Linked DNA regions of Homo sapiens: region 2 is linked to region 1. A link is a loop called in an ENCODE intact Hi-C map of the cell type or tissue named here. Cell type or tissue: natural killer cell. All regions are shown on one strand. Links, peaks and the distances in the headings refer to the core of each region. The heading gives the core; the rest is flanking DNA. Region 1 holds the start of PANTR1 (POU3F3 adjacent non-coding transcript 1). Region 2 overlaps MRPS9 (mitochondrial ribosomal protein S9).

Region 1 (10,332 bases), core at 1,253-3,752:
CCTGTGAATTTAAATTTGAAAAAGAGCATTGCACTCAGTGGGGAGGCAGGGAGTGTGGTGAGGGGGCAGGCAGGAACAGTCCATCACACTGTGACAGCTCCAGCTTCCCTGGCAATTGGTAGCTTTCATTACCAGACTTGTCAGGTGCACGCCTGCATGCAGCTCGAATGGGCAAACTGTTGGAAATGGGTTGTTTTAAAAGCATTCACTGGATTACCAACTTACTGTGCTTTCTTAGTTTATTTCCCATAATCTGAAATGCCCTGTAGTTTAAAGCTGTCCTATAAGTATCAGAAAGAAAGCTTCTTGCTTTCGGGTGAGAAATCATAATGTCTTTGAATGTATTACTCTTTGAAACCATCTAAAAACCTACGTACTTGCTCCTTTCCTGCAGATCAGACAAATCAGTTATCAAAATGATACAAAGAATTAGGGGAAGAAACACTTCAAAAAACTTAGGAAGACCAAGAAACAACTCATCCACTGCCAAGACGACAAATACTTTTCTCCACCCAAAAGCTACCGTGGAAGAGCTGTCCCCTTTGTATATAACACAGAGTATGGGTTGAGAGTATGCTTAACATTTTAATTTGTAAATGCTAATGGCAAATGTGCTTCTGAACTGCAGCGATACCAGAGCACCTTATCATTCTCAAATGGAAACAAATGAGTAAATACCCACTTTGTGTTTTGTACTTTTGACCCAGGTAATGTTCTTCATTCTCTCATTTGGCAAAAGCAATTTCGCCATCCCCAACAATTAAAAGTCTGTAGCTTTGCCCAGCACTTTGAATCTTAATTCATACCCAGCTTGATCGCTTCCACCCCCAAATCATTATAAAATGCTACTAAAGCCATCTCTATAATATGTCAGTTCTTGTCAAATTAACTTGTTGCTCTACCCAGATTTCTTATTTTCTGTTTCTTTTACATTAAGGAACCTAGGACTATAGATATCATGAGGGGCAAGCATTTTATCTTTTCTGTTTATTGTTTAATTACCTTTTCAAAAAAAGAAAAGTAGCAGCAAGACAGTAACAATCACAGATCTTATGAAAAGTGGCACACAAAAATTATGCTCTAAATATATATAATGATTGCCTCACCAATGTTTTTTGCAGAATGTCAGGCTGATTTGAAAAGTTTCCTTTCTCCTTAATAATTTTTAAATGCATTCAGCAGCCCTGGGCATGCAAAGTAAGCTAGAGCTTTAAGACATTTGCCCACTTCATGTGGATCTGCCCCAGAAGTCTTTTGTCTGAAATGTCCCAAAAGCCAAAGAGAAAGCAATGTTTGGGCTCAAGTTACAATTTTCTCAATTCTCCCTGTTTTATTAGTGCGAACCTGAGAGTACCTTTCCTGACTCTAAATGTGAGAGCTTGGGGTGAAAATCACAGATTAAAATGTGTTTGAGTGTGCCCCTTTTGCTTATACTGTTCCCAGAATCTCTTGACCCTCCTAGAAAACACACCACTTAAATCCAAACTCTGACTTACTAAAGTTAGTGTCAAAGAAAAACTTCTCCTCATTGGAACCTGGTTGACTTGGAGCTGGGTTAGAAAGAATAAGGTGTCTTTTCCTCTCTTGCACAGGAACATGAGAGCGATCACGTAATGTGGCCCTTACTAACAGGCTCTGTGACACATTCACAGGTGTGTTCGGCTACTGAACCATGGAAGCCAGCTTCTCACTTCCAGTCACTCCGGGCTTCCCTTTACTAGTCACACTCTCTGAATCTCCTTGGGAAAATTCTTAATGACAAACTGACTAATTCTGAACCAGTCAGGATCTACCCTTCACTGCTTTAGGAAGTTTTCCACATATCTTTTTCGTCCTTTACCACAATAAAGTTTAGTCTTCATTGGCAGTATGTATATATCTTTGAGGCAGAAACCTTGTGGCTCTACTGAAACTTTTCTTCAACTGGGTTAAGTAATGCACTAAAAAGTTTCAAGCCCACAGTTATCTCTAACCCGTGGCTATTTTGTATTTTCTTTTCTCTGCCAAGCCTTTCAAGGATAAATCCAAAATCTTTCTAAAATCATAAGTGGTAACAAGAATGAAAGTAGCCACTAAATATCAAATGGAGTAAAAGTGATCCTGGGCCAGCGGACTAAATCTCTAGGACCCAGAGATGCATTTAGAAGTCAAAGCATGTATCAGGTTGAAGAACTTTCATTATTTAAACAGATCATACCCTAGGATGCATTTCATTTTCTTGACTGTTAAAACAACAACAACAAAAAACCCTGAAAGGTAGCTTCTTAAGTAGCCTATTAAATCCCCTTAGTAATAATTTTCAAAAACTATTCTTGCTTTCACATCTCATTTCTGTTTTCCAGCCCAGAATACACTTCACTGAAATGGAGGAATAGTTTTTGAACTATATTTCTTTCTGGGCCATTTCACAGACATGGGCGGGTGGGGGATGGGGAAGTCATTGTCTTCATATTTTAAAACCCTGTGTTATGCAATGAATTCACTCCTCGTTGTGAATATGCATAGAAAGGTAGCGGTATTTGTTCCTTTGGCAAGTTTGGAAGAGCAGATTTGCTTTTGAAACAGCTACATTTTACTCAGCACTCGCTAAGACGAGTCAGTGCGCCCCCTGCTGACAAGTCAATAATGCTACTCCTGAGCAAAGTTTATTTTGTTCAGTAAACCGTGTCATATAAAATTAACAACAGCCAATAAAATTAGCTTATATGTTTCAACTGTAAAAGTCCAAAACAAAATAAAGCTAGTTTTAGTGGCACTAGAAATCTCTAGTTTGGCTTCTTCTCTTTGGCTGAACCAAGGTCCTTTTATCTAAAGCCCAGTGCACAAACATATAGCTTAATGTGACTAGTGTTCTTCCTTTTATTTCTTTCTCTATGGCAACCAATATGCTCTGCTCAGAAATGTTCCCCATCAAGGAAACAAATGATCTTCAGGGAGCAGCTCTATATGGCATCTGGTCCAATGGAGCACACAGAGTTAACCCCAGTCAAAAGCAACGCTGCCAAGCACGTAAACAAGGAGTGGAAAACTGGCGATTCTGAGCCCCCTCCCCAACTGAAACCTCTTCCTCCCTCGTTACAAACCGTTTCATTGATTTGGCATCAACTGTTTCCAAATAAATTACCAATTCTAAATTGCAAGGTGTTCTGTGTAAAAAAGTGCAATAAAATTCCAGCCATTGGATTCTCCCCCCTCATCATCACAGACGCAGCTTCCCTTAAAAGAACAAAACCAAGAAGCTTTTAAAATTTTCTCCGGCCTATTTCACTAAGGTAAGGCACTCAAATGGGCCTGGACTTGGCCTAGCTATGTCCTCCGGCCATGTTTATCTAATTAACTGCACCTAGCAATAACTGCACCCTCAATTTTTACAAAACCCAGGAACAGTGGCAAGGAGGGGACAAGTGAGGCTGTCAAAAATAGAAAACAAAGTGAAATCCAGTCTGCGATGCTAAAGCTCCAGCCTCCTTTGGGAATGAAGTGTAGGGATGTCCTGGTTAGTTTTGATTGATCACCCTCTTTCTGATGGGCTTTCACTACCGAGCTGGGAGGCTGCAGCTCCCCGCCTGCTCCCCAGACACAGCATTAACCAGGGGTGCCCTGACTTCCTGCCTCGCTTCCTCCTCCTCCAGCTCTCCGCCTTCCCTTTGCCAAGTCCCCCTCCTCACTCCATCCTCCTGCTCCCAGCATGCGTCCCCCCACCCCAATCCAGGCAGGCACACACAATTCAGGACATCACCACTGGCTACAGAAATAGGGTTTCTTCCCCTCTAGTCCTGATTCTCTGGGAAAAATAAAAAATCCCAATCAAGAAATATTTATATACTGCATGCTTAATAATCACTTCTTTTCCAGGGCTTCTTCCCCCTCCTCCCACCCCACCTTCACGATCAACAATTACAATGAATAGCATTTTCCCCCCACCCCTCCAAAGTAAAGTGGCTTTTGCTGTGTGGGGCTTTGGACTGAGTCCATCTTTTTATGTAATATTTTAGCAGGGTTGGATTTTTTTAACTCCCCCCCAACACATCTTCCCTTCCTTCCTTCCTTCAGACAGTTGCTCTGTGAACCCTCTCTTGTCCCAAGCAATGAAAATAAGCTCCCAAACCTACAAGAACATAAATAAATAAGCCAAAAAGGAGGGGAAAAAGAAGAGGAAAGCAGGGAAAGAAAATGAAAAAACACTTACCGAGCAAACTTCCAGGGTTAGGTTTTTAAATAAAAGGTGTTTTTTAATTTTTTTTCAAATAAGGTGACTGGGTTGGGGGTGGAGGGGAAGGCATATTCTCAACTCTCCAGCACCGATGCGTCCTTAGCCTTCCCTTCACACTGACGCCTCGAAGCCCAGCTCTCCACTAGTCTATTATTTTCACCAAAATATATGAAAATGTATGCAAATGAAAATCAGCACTAACTGTTCTCCCCTTGTTATATACTTTGGATTTTTTTTTTCCAGACAAAACAATCACACTCGCAAAGGGAGGGGGCGGATGGGGTGGGGCAGCGTGGAGGGGGGAGAGAGGCCGGGGAGCGATTCGAGAATTAAGTACGACGAAAGGGGGGGAGGAAGAAGGGGACAGACCTCGGAACAGAAGTGTGTTTCTGTTATCGAGGAGCACAACGTTTTGGGGGGCTTCCCATACGCGCACACACACCCTCTTGAAAAGAAAGAAAGTGGATCTGTTTGCAGAGGCGCTATCACGTTTCATCAGGCCACCTGAGACTGCTTTTGAAAGCGTGTACTGTGAAATTCATAGCAGTAATTTAGACAAAATCCTCACTGTATATTAATGAAAGGCGGCCCCATGGCTCTGTTCCTATCCTCCCCATTCAGTGTAAACAAAACCACGAGACTCTCTCGGTTTTTGAGCCGGATCCAAGCAAAATCGGCAGGAAAGGAAAACACGGGGTGCTGGCACCGACTATTCAAACGTCTGCACCTGGAGATCTCAGATTGATTCAATGAAATCTGTGTTCCATCTTTTATATATACATATACGCATACGTAAATATAAAAAGCAACCTTTGGGGGCCGCAGAGGAAAAAAATCCGTTCTGTTTGGGGTTTGGTTACCACCGCCTTTGGTATCTATACCTTGGCAATAATGGCTTTGCTAAAACCTACCTACGATGGTATCTCACCCGGCAAGCAGGAGCTGGACAAGAGCCTACATAAATTCTACGCGTCTAGTGTTAATCTTGAGATCACGCGGGGGCTGCCTGGCTGCGGCTGGGCAGGAGAACTCCTGCTTTCACTGAGTTCACTTAACTGCGCTCGGCAGAGGCACGATACAGCGGGAGAGAAGGGCAGGCCCGTTCACATTTTAATCGGAGCGCACCGGCGGCCGCTCCTCGGCTGCGTCCTGGGCTGCCGCTCGGGCTCGGGACTGCCAGATGCAGGCTCTGGCTGGGGGCGGCGGGCGCAAGCGGGCGCACCCGCAGCTAGGGGTGCGGGGTGCACGCACACGCACGCTCATTAAGAGCCATGTATTTATTGAATGTCCGAGTTGGGTTAGTTCATTGGAAATCCCCGAGGAGGGCTCAATTTGCCCTTGTTTTCGTTGCCACTTTCTCTTTTTTCTTGGTTCGCTGAGGTTCCTCTGTGCAGCGTTTCCGCTTGGCCGCGTCCCCCCACCCCACCCCACCCCACCCCCGCTTCTCTCGCCTACCGGGTGCACTCCCCCTCCCATCCCCCTTAACTCTTTCAGCTGGGTTAGAGCTGAGAAAGCATTTGTCGCCGCCAGCCCCATCCACCACGCAAATCCATCTGAGACAGAAAGGAAAGAAAAAAAAGCACCACCATGCCTAAGAATAGAGAGCGAGCAAACCCCCCCACCGCTAATCACACACACACACACACACACACACACACACACACACGAGGAAGCGGTGGAGCAGAGAAGGGCGCGGCTAGCCGATCCCGGTTCTTTCGCCCGGCTCCTGCTGCCACAGGGAATTCCTAAAGCCATTGGGGTCGAATACACTTACGATGAATCTATGGGGGAAGGTCGGACTGATTGCTTTTCAAATACATCGCACGGCTCCGCTGACCGGCACCCTCCAAACTCACAAGGGCACGCACGCTACTTGCACGAATCCCAGAGGAGGGAGGAGGGAGGAAGGGAGGGAGAGCGAAGGAGGGAGAGAGGGGGTGGAGGAGCCAGGGAGCGGCGGCAGCGAGCGGTCCGTCTCGCACGCGCGGGCACCGCGCTGGTCCTGGGCTGCAGGTTTCCCAGATGATGGCATCCGAGAACTTAAACAAAGGGGGCTGCCGCCGGCGCGCAACGGCTGCGGAAAGTTGCGGTGGCGGATTTCCAAGGAGCGTGGCCACGACCAGAGCTCTTGGCGATGCGAGCCCCCGCTTCCCACCCCCGCCGATCAGAGAAGGGGGCCGGCTGGTGAAGGGAAGAGGAAACTTTGAAACCACTGGGGACACATCTGTCTATAGGTATTAGCTTGAATGGTACATCCGTGCCGCGCGCTTTACAAATCTCTGGCGGGGCGGGGGTAAGGGGGTGAGCAACCCGACGCGTACTAGGTGGGGTGGGCAGGTTGCTATTTTTCATGTTTCCCCCTTCGTTTTCCTTCTGATTCTCTTCCCCCCTCTCGTCCCTCCCTCCCTTTTATCTCCCCTTTCTTCCCCCCGCCCAGACCTATTGCGAACGCCCAGAGCCGCCGAGGGAACGCCAACGTCTGGGCCGGACACTAAGAGTTAAGATGTGGCGGAGGGGGCGGCGGGGGAGGGGCGGGGAGGGGAAAGTGGTGAGGGGGAGGGAGGCTGGAGGACGACAGATTTCCAGCTTCTACGACGCTCTGCCTAAATTAAAAAGCAACCAATCGGAACGGCCGGAAGGGGGGCCTCGCGTCCTGAGCCAGTCATTCCGAGCCTGCCAATCACCCAGCGGGTAGCCAATCAGCGGGGGCCCTGGTGCTCGACTTCCTTGTATTTGGGAAAGTGTGGTGGTGGGTGCGCGCTCGCGGCGGAGGGTAAACATTCGACAGTCCCCGCTCTGAGAGGGAGGGACAGAGAGCGAACTGTCAGATCGGAGCGAGAGCGGGCGCCCGAGAGAGGGAGAGAGAGAGAGGGAGGGAGAGGAAAAGTGAGAGAGGGAAAGAGAGCGCGAACGAGGGCGCAGAGCGAGCTCCTGCTGCAACTCTGCTCCAGCACGGCCAGCGCCAGCGCCCGCCGTCGGTGCACTCTACGAGCCGTGCAGCGTGCCCACTGGAGTTGTTGTGTATCAAGGATCGATCCCCTATATGCACACACACACCTCCACCTCCACCAATGCACTCTTCTTCCTCCTCCTTCTCCAGACAACTGCTGGGAAAAAAATAAAACACCAACCCCAACCGTCAGCAACAAGGTAACAGAGCGATTCGACATCATTTTTTTTCCTGTTCAATTTTTTCCTTGTTATATTTGTTTCCTAATTTCTGCCCAAAAGGAAAGATGTCGCATCAGACTGTGACTGTTGCGAGGAGAATGAAAAAGGACTCTTGTTTCAGAGGCAACCAAGAGCTCCGGCAATAGCAACTTCAGAGAAATGCACCATCGCAAGAAGTTTTCCTAGGACAGAACAAAACTTGAAACGAGAGGACCAGAGGGGGAGAGCAGGAGCCAGCCTCCCCTCTCCGCACTCGCGAGCAGCCAGCAGCACCACGCCTTCAAGGACGAAAAAGTTTTACTACTCTAAGGGAAAACGAGTGAAATGTGTTCCTGAGGAGGAGAGGAGAGGAGAGGAGAGAGCGGACAAGAGAAGGAGCGGGCCGGTTGCTGGTCATCCGTAATTTGGCTAAGGAAGAAAGGAGCAGCTTCTTTCTTTGTTATCTCCCGTGAAACCTTCACTTAGCAGGTGGACGGAGCCCCGCGACCGGGCAGAGTCCGGGCTCGCCCGAGGACAGGAGGAGGAGCGGGAGCCCGCGCGTCCCGGGAGAGCGCCCCGAGTGCAGGTCCCCGCCCCGCCCGGCGAGCCCCGCTGGAGCGAGCCCAGCGCGCCGGGGCTGGGGGGCGGCCACGACCCCCCCTGAAGGGGGTGGCCACGGAGCGCACCCCGAGAAGCGAGCCCCCCTCCCCAGAGCGCTGCTCCTGCGGCTGCTGCTGCTGCTGGTGACCAAGGCCGGCCGGCGACCCCCGCGCCCTGCCGAGCGGCCTTGCAGCTGCAGCCGGGGGCCGCGGCGGCGGCGGCGGCGGCGGGGGCGGAGGCGGCGGCGGAGGAGGAGGCGGCGAAGGCGGCGGGGCCGGCGGGGGCCCGGGGCGGGGGCGGGGAAGGAGGGGGGGAGGAGGCGGGAGGCGGGGGGCGCGGCGGCGGCGGCGGCGGCGGCGGCCGCGGCTGCTGCTGCGGCGGCGGCGGCGGTGGTGGCGGCGGTGGGGTGGCGGGAGCGGAGCGGCATGGCCACGGCGGCTTCTAACCCCTACCTGCCGGGGAACAGCCTGCTCGCGGCCGGCTCTATTGTGCACTCGGACGCGGCAGGGGCTGGCGGCGGCGGGGGTGGCGGCGGCGGCGGCGGCGGGGGCGGCGCAGGGGGCGGGGGCGGCGGCATGCAGCCGGGCAGCGCCGCCGTGACCTCGGGCGCCTACCGGGGGGACCCGTCCTCTGTCAAGATGGTCCAGAGCGACTTCATGCAGGGGGCCATGGCCGCCAGCAACGGCGGCCATATGCTGAGCCACGCGCACCAGTGGGTCACAGCCCTGCCCCACGCCGCCGCCGCCGCCGCCGCTGCCGCCGCCGCCGCCGTGGAGGCGAGCTCGCCGTGGTCGGGCAGCGCCGTGGGCATGGCTGGCAGCCCCCAGCAGCCACCGCAGCCGCCGCCGCCACCGCCGCAGGGCCCCGACGTGAAGGGCGGCGCCGGGCGCGACGACCTGCACGCGGGCACAGCGCTGCACCACCGCGGGCCGCCGCACCTCGGACCCCCGCCGCCGCCCCCACACCAGGGCCACCCTGGGGGCTGGGGGGCGGCCGCCGCTGCCGCAGCCGCAGCCGCCGCCGCCGCCGCCGCCGCGCACCTCCCGTCCATGGCCGGGGGCCAGCAGCCGCCGCCGCAGAGTCTGCTCTACTCGCAGCCCGGAGGCTTCACGGTGAACGGCATGCTGAGCGCGCCACCGGGGCCCGGCGGCGGCGGCGGCGGCGCGGGCGGTGGAGCCCAGAGCTTGGTGCACCCGGGGCTGGTGCGCGGGGACACGCCAGAGCTGGCCGAGCACCACCACCACCACCACCACCACGCGCATCCTCACCCGCCGCACCCGCACCACGCGCAGGGACCCCCGCACCACGGCGGCGGCGGCGGCGGCGCGGGGCCTGGACTCAACAGCCACGACCCGCACTCGGACGAGGACACGCCGACGTCGGACGACCTGGAGCAGTTCGCCAAGCAGTTCAAGCAGCGGCGCATCAAGCTGGGCTTCACGCAGGCCGACGTGGGGTTGGCGCTGGGCACACTCTACGGCAACGTGTTCTCGCAGACCACCATCTGCCGCTTCGAGGCCCTGCAGCTGAGCTTCAAGAACATGTGCAAGCTCAAGCCGCTGCTGAACAAGTGGCTGGAGGAGGCGGACTCAAGCACCGGCAGCCCCACAAGCATCGACAAGATCGCGGCGCAGGGCCGCAAGCGCAAGAAGCGGACCTCTATCGAGGTGAGCGTCAAGGGCGCGCTGGAGAGCCACTTCCTCAAGTGCCCCAAGCCCTCCGCGCAGGAGATCACCAACCTGGCCGACAGCCTGCAGCTCGAGAAGGAGGTGGTGCGGGTCTGGTTCTGCAATCGGCGCCAAAAGGAGAAGCGCATGACGCCGCCCGGGATCCAACAGCAGACGCCCGACGACGTCTACTCGCAGGTGGGCACCGTGAGCGCCGACACGCCGCCGCCTCACCACGGGCTGCAGACGAGCGTTCAGTGAAGCCAGGGCGCAGAGCGAAGAGGGCCGCCGCCGCCGCCGCCTCCGCAGCCGCCGTCAGCACCGCCGCCGCCCCTGCCGCCGCCGCCGCCGCCGCCGCCGCCGCTGCCGCCGCCGCGCCGACCCTGCACCTGGGCCGCTCCGGGCTCCAGCCCAGGCCCATCCGCCGCCCTCCCCTCCACCCAGAGACAGGCATGCCCGCCCTTGGAGGAGAAAACGCGGGAGAAACGGACCAAGGAGGCATTTTTGCAGTCCAAGGAAGGAGGGGCCAAAAAATAAAAAGCATAATAAACACCCAGACTGTTTTGTATACATATATAACAAACAAAACCGGAAGAGAAAAAGGGGGCGATCATGAGATCTCGTTCATACTGTGGTGGTGTTTCGTTTTTGTTTTTGTTTTTAAAGAAGGGTGAAGATGCCTGACGCACGAAAACTGCACTC
Region 2 (10,332 bases), core at 4,769-7,268, 220 kb after region 1:
AAAGAAAAAGAAAGAAAAAGAAAAAAATCTGCATAGAATGCCCATAGGAGATAAATGGAAGTAATAGGTTAGGTCCTGTTAGTACTATTCCATGCATACTAAACAGATGGCAGACAGCGTGCCAGGAATGTGCCTTTTCTGTTTTGTATGTTTTGTTATTTGGTTTTAAAACAACTGGCTTATTTTATTTCCTATTCCCTCTTTTGTTCATTTTTCTTTCATCTTTTGTTTTTCATTGTTTTCACTGAATTTGCAATAGTGCTTTTTATCTGACATGGTATCTTTTGCTCTGTGGACCTTTTCCACAGTATTTGGTACAATACTTAGTATAGTGAGGGATTATAAATTAATAAGTGTGTATTAATTTACTTTTAGCTGAGAAAAATTTTTAAAGGCAAAGACACATTTTCTGATACTTTCAGAAGACTTCTAGCGAATTCTTTGTTGGCTTGTTTTTGTCTTTTTAAAAGAGATATTGCCTGTAAGCCCCAGACATCCTTTGCAATCAATGCTTTCTTTTCAGTTTCCACCAATTAGCTTCCTCATGACTTTTCTGTCTTAGTCTTCATGACAGATCCAACTGTAGGTTGGAATTCTTCAATTTTCATTTCCGTCTAGGATTCTATTCATTGGTCACCTAAATTAACAGTAATTTTCATATTTGGAAATGTTGCCGATGACAGCTTGAAACTCAGTTGAATTGTCTCCTTTGTGGTTGCAGTGTGTTCACCCTAAGTTGAAGAATTATGCTTAGTCTTCCACGCCATCTAGTATTCTGATCCAGGCCCTGGCTTCAGTGGTCCCTTTGCTAAGATGCCAACCAGCCTTGGGCTGCCCTGTATGACTGAGAACGAGGCCTGAGGTCTAGATGGCCCACAAGTGCTGTAGGCTAGTGTTGGCTTTGCTGAGACAGGTTGTGTTTGGGAAAATCTTATTTATTTTTAAATTTTTAACATTTGTCCCACCTTTTTATTTTGAAACTTTTCAAATTTCCAGAAAAGTTGAATATTCATTGAATAAATATAAACGCATACCCCCATCACCTAGATTTGCCAGATTTTCACATTTTGCCACATTTTCTTTATCGCTTTGTATATGTAAAACATTTTTTATTGATCCACTGAAAACTGCACATTATAAACTTAACCCCCAAATACATCAGTATGTACTTAACCCCTAAATGCTTGCATTCTTCATACTGTTATCTCCCACAATATCATTATCACATCTGATACAATTATAATAATTCTATATGCCATATATATAATCTTCGTGAAAATTTCCTCAGTTTTCCCCAGAATGTCTTTGTAGCTGACTAATTGTTTTGTAGAATCCAGGCCACTTGTCTTGTACAGTTGTGTCACATTCTGGCTTTCTGCTTGCTTTCTCGTGATCAGACTTAGAATGTATAAAGGATACTGCTTAGGTGATATTGTATACTTCTCGTTACATCCACGAAGTCTGAGAGGTACATAGTCAGTTTGTCCTGCTGTTGATGATGATGTGACTGATCCCTTGGTTACAGTGATGACCACTAGACCTCTTTATTGTAAAAGTAGCCTTTTCCCTTTGTAACCAGTCTATAGGGTAATATTCTGAGTTCATGCGAATTTTCCATTCTTTAGTAACCTTTCAGCCAGTGGCTTTAGCATTTGTTGGTGATCCTTGCCTGAAATTGATGGTTAATTTGGAAGTTGTAAAATGGTGATTTTCTACTTCTGTCACTCCTTTTACTTTTATAACATATTGTTCTGTAAAGTAGCTTTCTTTTTCTTCTTGCCCCTTCTCCTGAGTGTGTGTGTGTGTGTATGTGTACATGTGTGCGTGTGCATGCACATGAATGTGCATGTCACATATTGAGTGTGTTGTGAAGCATTATCATTATTCTTTTATTTTCAGAGACAGGGTCTTGCTCCATCAACCAGGCTATAGTGTAGTGATGCTGTCATAGCTCACTGCAGACTTGAACTCTTGGGCTCAAGCAATCCTCTCACTTTAGCTTCCTGAGTAGCTGGGACTACAGTCATGTGCCACCACACTTCTTAAAAATTTTTTTTGTAGAGATGGGATCTCAGTATCTCTAAAAAGAGATAGTGAGAATGTCTCAGACTCATTTTGTGCTTTGTCTGCCTTACACCTAGAATCAGCCATTTCTCCAAGGTACTTGGTTCCTTATACTGGGATGTATGTAGAAACCAGTTGACCCTCCCATTGCTCCTAAAGTTCCATTCCTTTATGCTTTTTCAGGGAACAGAACTAGGAAATAATATTTTTTGAATATTACAGGAAATAGTTTTTAAGATAATAGTTTATATTACTTAACATTATAGGGTTTTCCCTTGTACATTTATATCTCTTCTATAATAAAATATCAGTCTCCATAAAATTAATATATTTACTTATTTGCTTTATGCTGCAGTGTACATAAAATATTTCAGAATTATAGTATCAGTGTTATGACTGACTATAAGCCTACCAAGTAAAGATGAAGATTTCTTTGCAATTATTTTGTTGTTGTTATTTGTTTCTGGTTATATTTTTAGAGTTTCTTTGTAAATATTATTCTTTAATACATAAAACATTTACATGCTTCAGGGCTTAACTATACAAGGGAGGCCCAGAGGAGTTTGCCCTTATCCCTATGCCCCTCCCTCTACTCTCACCCAACCCTTGAGAAATCATTTTTATTGGTTTCTACTTAACATTTTTGTGTTTTATGTTTGCAAAAAGAAGCTTATGTGTATTTTCCCCCTGTATTTATACGTCTTTTCTTTTTCTGTTTCTTACACCAAAGCAGCATTCTAGGTACATTTCTTTTGTATCTTGGCTTTTCTGTCTGTTTTACAGCTCTATAGTACTTGATTGCACAGATGTGCCCTCATTTATTCAGCCAGCCTCTTATGCATGGGGATTTGGTTGTTTTCAGTATTTTGTTCTCATAAATCAGTGAATAACACGTGCTTATGTTCTTTTGTATTCATAGGGGTGTATCTTCTGGGTAAATTCATTGAGTCAGATTGCTAGGGAAATATATATGTAATGTTGTTAGAAAGCTCCCACCTTCCCGCTGAAGAGGTTATAGCACTTGGCATTCCCACCAGCAAGGTGGCAGGGTGTTTTTTTATAGCCTCGCCAACAGTGTGCTGTCAGACTTTTGAACTTTTGCTAGTCCTATTAGATAAAATGTGTTCTCTCAGTAGTTTTAATTGCACTTATCTTATTATGAGCCATATACTTCTTTTACAAATATAGTTTAATTGGTCAATCTTTTTTTTTTTTTTTTTTGAGACAGAGTCTCGCCCTGTCACCCAGGCTGGCGTGCAATGGCGCGATCTCAGCTCACTGCAACCTCCGCCTTCCAGGTTCAAACGATTCTCCTGCCTCAGCCTCCCAAGTAGCTGGGATTACAGGCGCCCGCCACCATGCCCAGCTAATTTTTGTATTTTTAGTAGATACGGGGTTTCACCACGTTGGCCAGTCTGGTCTCGAACTCCTGACCTCGTGATCCACCCACCTCAGCCTCTCAAAGTGCTGGGATGACAGGCGTGAGCCACCAGGCCCAGCCTGTCAATCTTTTTTAAAAAGTTACTTATAAATTTTGAGTCATAGTTATGAAAGACTTTTCCATTGCTTAGTTATAAAGGAATTCACTCATGTCATATGTGAGTATTTGTTTTTATTTTGTATGTTTAGCCCTCTCACTCATTTGGAGTTTACTCTGCTGTATATGATGTGAGGTTTGGATTTTGGTTGTATCTTTTTCCAAATGGCAATCAGTTGCAGTATCATTTATTAAGGCTCATGTGTGTAATCCCAATACTGGTAGGCCAAGGCAAGAAGATCATTTGAGCTCAGGAGTTCAAGACCAGCCTGAGCAACATAGTGAGACCCTCATCTCTACAAAAAAAAAAAAAAATTACCTGGGTGTGATGGTGCAAGCCTCTAGCCCCAGCTACTCCTGAGGCTGAGGTGGGAGGATTGCATGAGCCTGGGAGGTCAAGGCTGCAGTGAGCATGATTGTGTCACTGCACTCCAGCCTCAGCGACAGAGTGAGGTTCTGATCTAATAAAAGAAAAAGTCTACCTTTTTTCCCTGCAGCAAAGGAAGGGGGTAGGTGGGGAGGGACCTGGTTAAAACAAAAAAGAGTTTGCTAAAGGGGCACACTGATGTTTGATCTAAGTTTTTTATTTGTTTGTTTATTTTGCACTCCAGCCTGCGTGACAAAGCATGTTGCCCAGGCTGGTTTATAACACCTGGCCTCATCCTCCCACATCAGCCTCCCACAGTACTGGGATTACCAGCATGAGCCACCGTGCCTGACCTAGGTTTTTTGTTTTGTTTTAAGTGTAATTTTGTTCTGAAAAAAGTTGAATAAGAGAATGAAGCTTGATCCAGAGACACAATTAGGCTCCCTAATATGACTGAATTTATACCCCCAAATTATAGACCTCTCCTTTTGGTGGCAGAGTCTGATCCAGCACATTTACTATGCGGGTAGGCAGAGAAGGCCCACTCAGAACAGGCTCTCTAAATGAGCAGAAGTGTATTTAAATGCACTACTGGATCCCAGGCCATAGACTCTTCATCGGCACTGTTCAACAAGAAGGAAAGTGTACATTTTGTTGTTGTGAGGCGGGGCATTGGAGAAGACACTATAAAAGGCTTAAGCTATTGTTCTCAGCTGGGAGGCAGTGCTGCTCCCTAGGACGTAGGGGCATTTGGAAAGGTGTGGGGGTGAGATTTGTCATGAGCACTGGTTATTACTGATGCCGACTGGAAAAAAGCCAGGAATACTAAATGACCTGCAGTATGGAAAAAGGGTGCCTATGATGGAGCTGTCACACCCACAATGCCAGTAGCATCCCTATTGAAAAACAGACATGGAAGAAGAACTTGTTTGGAAAGAGTGTAGTTTAAAAACTCTGGAAAAAGTTGAAAGAACATCTAAAAACATCAGGGGTGTCATGATGGGTGAGACTTAGAGCCTGCTCTTTGCAGCCTGCTCTTTGATATGTGCACGACCAGCTGGGAGCTGGAACAATTGCTCTTAAGCACATTTCCACAGAATCCAGACAGGAGCATCTCTAAGTGATCCCTTAAAAGAGAGATTATTTGTGCTCTCATATTCAAGGAATGACATGTTTAAAGCTGACACTTGAAAATTGTCAATAACCAGTTTAATAGTTAAATTTTTTTCTTTTTGGATTGTGTGTAGTAATTTTATCATCCCATTGAAACATTTATGAAGTAAGATAATGCTTTGAAACTCTAGTTCAATGTCCAGCATATAGAAAGCACTCTATAACTATTAGTTCTAACCTTGTTTATATAACAGTTGTTAACTAACCTTTGTGTATATTTTCAGAGAGCTATTGCTTACCTTTTCCCAAGTGGTTTGTTTGAGAAACGAGCCAGGCCAGTAATGAAGGTAGTTATCTTAATTACTATTTTAAAAATTTCACTTTTATATGTTATGATAATTATCTAATACATTATTAATTTATTTTACAGCATCCTGAACAGATTTTTCCAAGACAAAGAGGTAAGTTTGTTCAAGAATGAGAGAAACAGTTTTTTCTTTACCGTATTCCGGTGTTAGGTTATGTATCAGCGGTTGCTCACATATCGTAGGGTGGCCTTCCTGTGTCACAGTAGTTGTGAAGTAGGTCAAAAAATTTTGTAACAATGAATGAGTGAAGTTTGCAAACCATATCTTTTAAATTAAATACTAAAATTAGATGTGTTTAGAGCTTAGGACTATACCAATGTCATACTAATTATTTGCATTCCAATATGTCCTTTTGAGGGAGAGTTTGGTACAGATCTGCTGGCAACTAATTCAACTTCTGTTTATATGAAAATTTAAAACTTTTCTTGATTTTGGAAGCACATTTTCACTGACTGTAGATTTTCTTTTCTGTTCTTTCAATACTTTAATGATGTAATTCCATTGTCTTGTCTTACATAGTTTCTAATGAGCAATTAGCCATCATTCTAATTGTGTCTCCTGTTTTCTCTGGCTTCTCTTAAGATATTCTCTTTATCTTTTAAATGTGTAAAAAAAAAAAATTGAAGAAAATACACAGCAAGCTTTAAGGTTGTCAAGAAATTGAATAATATATTTACTATACATTAGAAACCTCTTATCCAGTGAGGACCAGTAGTTCTCTGTTAACTTAAAAAGTATTAAAGCTAGAAATCATTTCTTTAAAAAACACTCAAAATGTAACCTGTACTTACCCATCAAGCTTTTGCTGTGACCCTAGAGGTTTGGTGGTTTTGAGTGTGTCTGCTGCTCCCCGTTGCTTTTATGTAACCATGCTGCTGATGCATCATCGCAGTCTTTCAGTTTTGATTTTCTTGCAGTGGAGCAGTGAACTTACACTTCCTAAGAAATCTGAGTGCAGAATATTTTTGTATTTCTACAGATTCTTCCCATCAACCTTACTGAAGTTGACACAACTTTTTTTTTTTTTAGCAACTTGCCTTTCTAGAGCATTCAACCTAGTTTTCTTAGAAGTAGCAACTTTTATGTTTGCACTCATATTTAATTTATTTATGTAATACTTAATTCATGTATTTATAGAAATAAGTACAACTGTAATAAAATAGGCTTGGGAGTAAACATAACTATTAGTAAGCATGAAACTCAGCAGCAAAAATGTGTGGATCTACTTGAGAATAGCTTGGTGGCCACAGGTTCTCAATACGCAGGCCGCTTTATCAGTGTGTTTAGAATTAAATAGAAATTGGTAAGATAGCAGATATTTCTATAGAAGACTTATTTATTTTGCAGTGGTATTTCTGCTAAGTCATATTTTTATTCAAAGCTAGGCATTTATTCTCTTATTCCAGTTCACTCTTGGAAATGATAACTTTTAGTTTGAATCTTATTATAAATGTTTTGAATCTTTTTATAAATATGCTCTATCATTTGTATTCCCTCAGTTCTTAATCATGGTTGATTATAAATTATACCATCGATTTAATAATAGCTTTTGGGGAAATAATAAATGAAGACTATGTTAAAAATGCACATCACTTTTGCAGATACAACTCAGTGTTACAGAAGTAAAACTATGCACAGGGCACAGTAACTTACATTAAACACCTAGTAGCTTTTCGGTAAATGTTTGTAATGACAGTGATTTTTTTTTCTTCTTCTTCTTTACTAACTCTTCTATTTTTTTAAACCTCTCAGGCTCCTCACCTATTTCTCTCTCTCTTTGTTCTTTATATCTCTACTAGTTGCATCTCTTCTTATACATCTGCCCCTCTAAGACTGGTTTGTTCTTTCAAATCATACCAGCTTCTCAGTATTAGAAGTTTATTGTTACTAGCAGCCAGGTTGTGACAACTGAAACTTCTATATATCCCTGCAAAATGCCCATGTGTTATTTTGAAAATATGTCACTCCTGGTAGGATTATCTTAAGTTGTAGTTTACTATATGTAACTGTATGTAAACAGTACTCCTCTAGAATTAGTAAAATTTTTTTGTTGCTTACCTACCTACCTCCCAATTTTGTTGTATTTCATAAATATAGGATAAACTGATTTTTTTGTATGCTAAAAAAGTAACAGTGAATTTTAGATTTGGATAGATTTTGACACTTATAGTGTACTAACACTTTCCTTATTAAAAGATGGAAGCTTCTAGATTGAGTTAACATGAAATCTTGCTCTGTATGTTTTAAAGCAAGTGATAAAAATATTAAGTGAAACAAAGATGACTACTGGGTCAACAGGAGCAAAGAGTAGCACTCATATTAGACAAAATGGAATTCAAGGAGTGTGAGGAATACTTCAACGAAGCAAGAATGTTAATTTATGTTGATAAAACCTAATCTCCATTGAGTAGATTTGATGACCACAAACCTTTTTGCACCAACATTTAGCATCGAAATGTTCAAAACAAAAGCCGTTAACTTAAGGCTATAACGAATTTGAATAACACAGCATGATTTTATAGTTACAGATACAAAGAATACATTTTCTATGCAGAGGCCTATGGACTATTAATAGAATTATGATGTAATTGGACATAAAGAAAACCTAACGAATTCCAAGTAGTAAAAATCATATCATTCGATTTTTCTGAGTTAAGATCAATAGAACCATATGACTGTTGAGTTAAAGAGAAAATCAAAATTGAGGTTACAGACATGACAATGACAACAGTTCCTATTAAATCCTATGGAATATGGACATTGTATTATACAGAGACAAGCATATATTTGTTAGAAATTAAGAAAGACTGAATATAAATGAACTAAATTTTCGGTTCAGGAAGCCAGAAAAAGAAAAATAGAATAGAGGAACATAGCGAAGAAATTGAAAAGAAGGGGTATGATAAACAAAACCATGTCATTCTTTGAAAAAGCTAGTGAAATCAATCAACTTCTAGCAAATCTGGCCAGGGAAAAAAGAGAAAACATAAGAGGACAATATTAAGAATTGTAAATAATAATATTCAGAGGGTAATTTTAAAGTATGCAGTTGTTATGGGTAACTTTATTCTAACTTGAAAAATCTCTCAAGTAAGAATTGTTAGCATTTATTGAAACAGAGTAGGCCAGGCATAGTTCTAAGTGCTTCCTGTGTGTTAACTTACACTCTTCACAACAGGTTTTTTAAGTAGATACTGTAATTTTCCCCACTGCACAAATGTAGGAATTAAAAGCACATGGAGTTTAACTTACCAAGGACGTAACAGCCAGGAAATAGTTGAGCCAGAATGTAGGGAGGCCCAGGCAGTTGTGGCACACACACATATGTATGACCACCAGACTCAACTGACTCTCAGACATGTAGTTGAAAGAATAATATAATTGCCACAGTTGTCTCAATCAGGAGAATAGTGGTTAAACCGGTGGTCCCCAGCCTTTTTGGCGCCAGGGACCAATTTTGTGAAGGACGATTTCACGGACCAGGGGTTGGGGGATGGTTTCGGGATGATTCAAGCTCATTACATTTATTGTGAGCTTTATTTCTATTATTACATTGTAAGATATAATGAAATAATTATACAACTCACCGTAATGTAGAATCAGTGTGAGGCCTGGGCTTGTTTTTCTGCAACTACATTGTCCCATGTGGTGTTGATGGGAGACAGTGACAGATCGTCAGGCCTTAGATTCTCATAAGGAGCATGCAACCTAGATCCCTCGCATGTGCTGTTCACAATAGGGTTCACGCTCCTATGAGAATCTAATCGCACTGTTGATCTGACAGGATGTGGCACTCAGGCGGTAATGTGAGCAATGGGGAATGTCTATAAATACAGATGAAGCTATGCTGGTCTGTGGTCTAGGGGCTGGGGACCCCTACTGTAGAACCAAGTGCTCTTACTGCGAAACACCCACTCTGGTCCCAGTTGACCAGTCATGACAGCAAATACAAATCAATAGAACCTGGTACCTGTCTGTGGCCCAGGGGTTGGGTACCCCTGTGTTAATCTAAAAGCTGCAGAAGTTATAAAGGAGCGCCAAAGGTCTAATGAGAAAGGCCCAGGCCTAGAAGGTTTTGTCGGGAAGCTCTGACATACCTTGAAGGAGGATGTAACTATTGTTATCATTTAAACTTGTAGAGCAGAAGAAAAGAATGAAAGCTTCTAAATTCCCTTCAGAGGGTCACACAATTATCAAATCTGGACATAAATTTCATGAAAAAGAAAGCTATAGTCTGTTGTCACTAAATAAAACACTAGCAAACCAAGTAAAGCTTTATATTAAGAGAGTATACCAGAGGGCCTTTTTTTCTCTCCAGGAAAATAAGGATGATTTATGTAATTCTCTGTGTTAATTGAGTCAAGGTTAAAACATTTCAATAAAAAAGTTAATTAACAAAATTGAGCATTAATTTTTTTGGTAAAAACACAACCTAGAAATAAAAAGAAACTTTCTTAGTTTGAGAAAGCATATCAAGACAAACAGAAACACATCAAATTTAAAAATATATCAATAGATCCCATTAAGTTCAGGAATAAGACAGTTATGTGCATACTCGCCTGTGTTATTTGGCATTGTTTTGGAAGTTTTACCTAGCATGGTTAAAAAAAAAAGTGTGGCTAAAAAAGTATGAATTAGAAAACTGAAAGAAATTAGGAAAATCGATTATTATTCACAGATGTTATGACTGCCTACTTAGAAAATAGAAAACATTCACTAAAAACTATATTAGAATTTCAGCAGACTACCATTATTTGGGTACCTGAATTCAAAACATTTAAACTATGAATTGTTCTGAAAATTTTAAAAATGATACCCTCTTATAAAAGCATGCCACAGTATAGTTACTGGGCGAAATGCTGATCCTGCAGAGATCATATGAG

What was found. A loop is a pair of places that touch in the nucleus more often than their neighbours do. Peaks named below come from ENCODE experiments on the same cell type or tissue, not always from the same donor. Only the 100,000 strongest peaks of a DNase experiment are listed, where the experiment ranks them.
Region 2: it touches region 1 in a loop (2.9-fold over the local background); 2 of 110 quality-filtered maps call a loop at or near these places.

The regions. Positions count from the first base shown.
Region 1 is chr2:104,847,123-104,857,454 of GRCh38, forward strand. PANTR1 (POU3F3 adjacent non-coding transcript 1) reads right to left here and starts at 4,354. Exons shown (of 4, transcript NR_037883.1): 1 at 4,190-4,354. It overlaps POU3F3 (POU class 3 homeobox 3), which reads left to right and starts at 6,993. Exons shown (of 1, transcript NM_006236.3): 1 at 6,993-10,332. The coding sequence starts at 8,389. The coding sequence ends at 9,891. RefSeq lists enhancers at 1,406-3,958, 6,597-7,186 and a silencer at 5,339-5,388. In natural killer cell, for the core only: CTCF peaks have their summits at 2,623 (motif pointing left) and 2,843; a DNase peak (open chromatin) is centred at 2,609; H3K27me3 peaks cover 2,023 bases.
Region 2 is chr2:105,065,948-105,076,279 of GRCh38, forward strand. MRPS9 (mitochondrial ribosomal protein S9) reads left to right here. Exons shown (of 11, transcript NM_182640.3): 3 at 5,366-5,428; 4 at 5,512-5,542. Among named protein-coding and RNA genes, the nearest start is that of MRPS9-AS1, 32 kb to the right of the region's middle. In natural killer cell, for the core only: no CTCF peak of the experiment used is centred there; DNase peaks (open chromatin) are centred at 5,624 and 6,294; H3K27ac peaks cover 1,703 bases.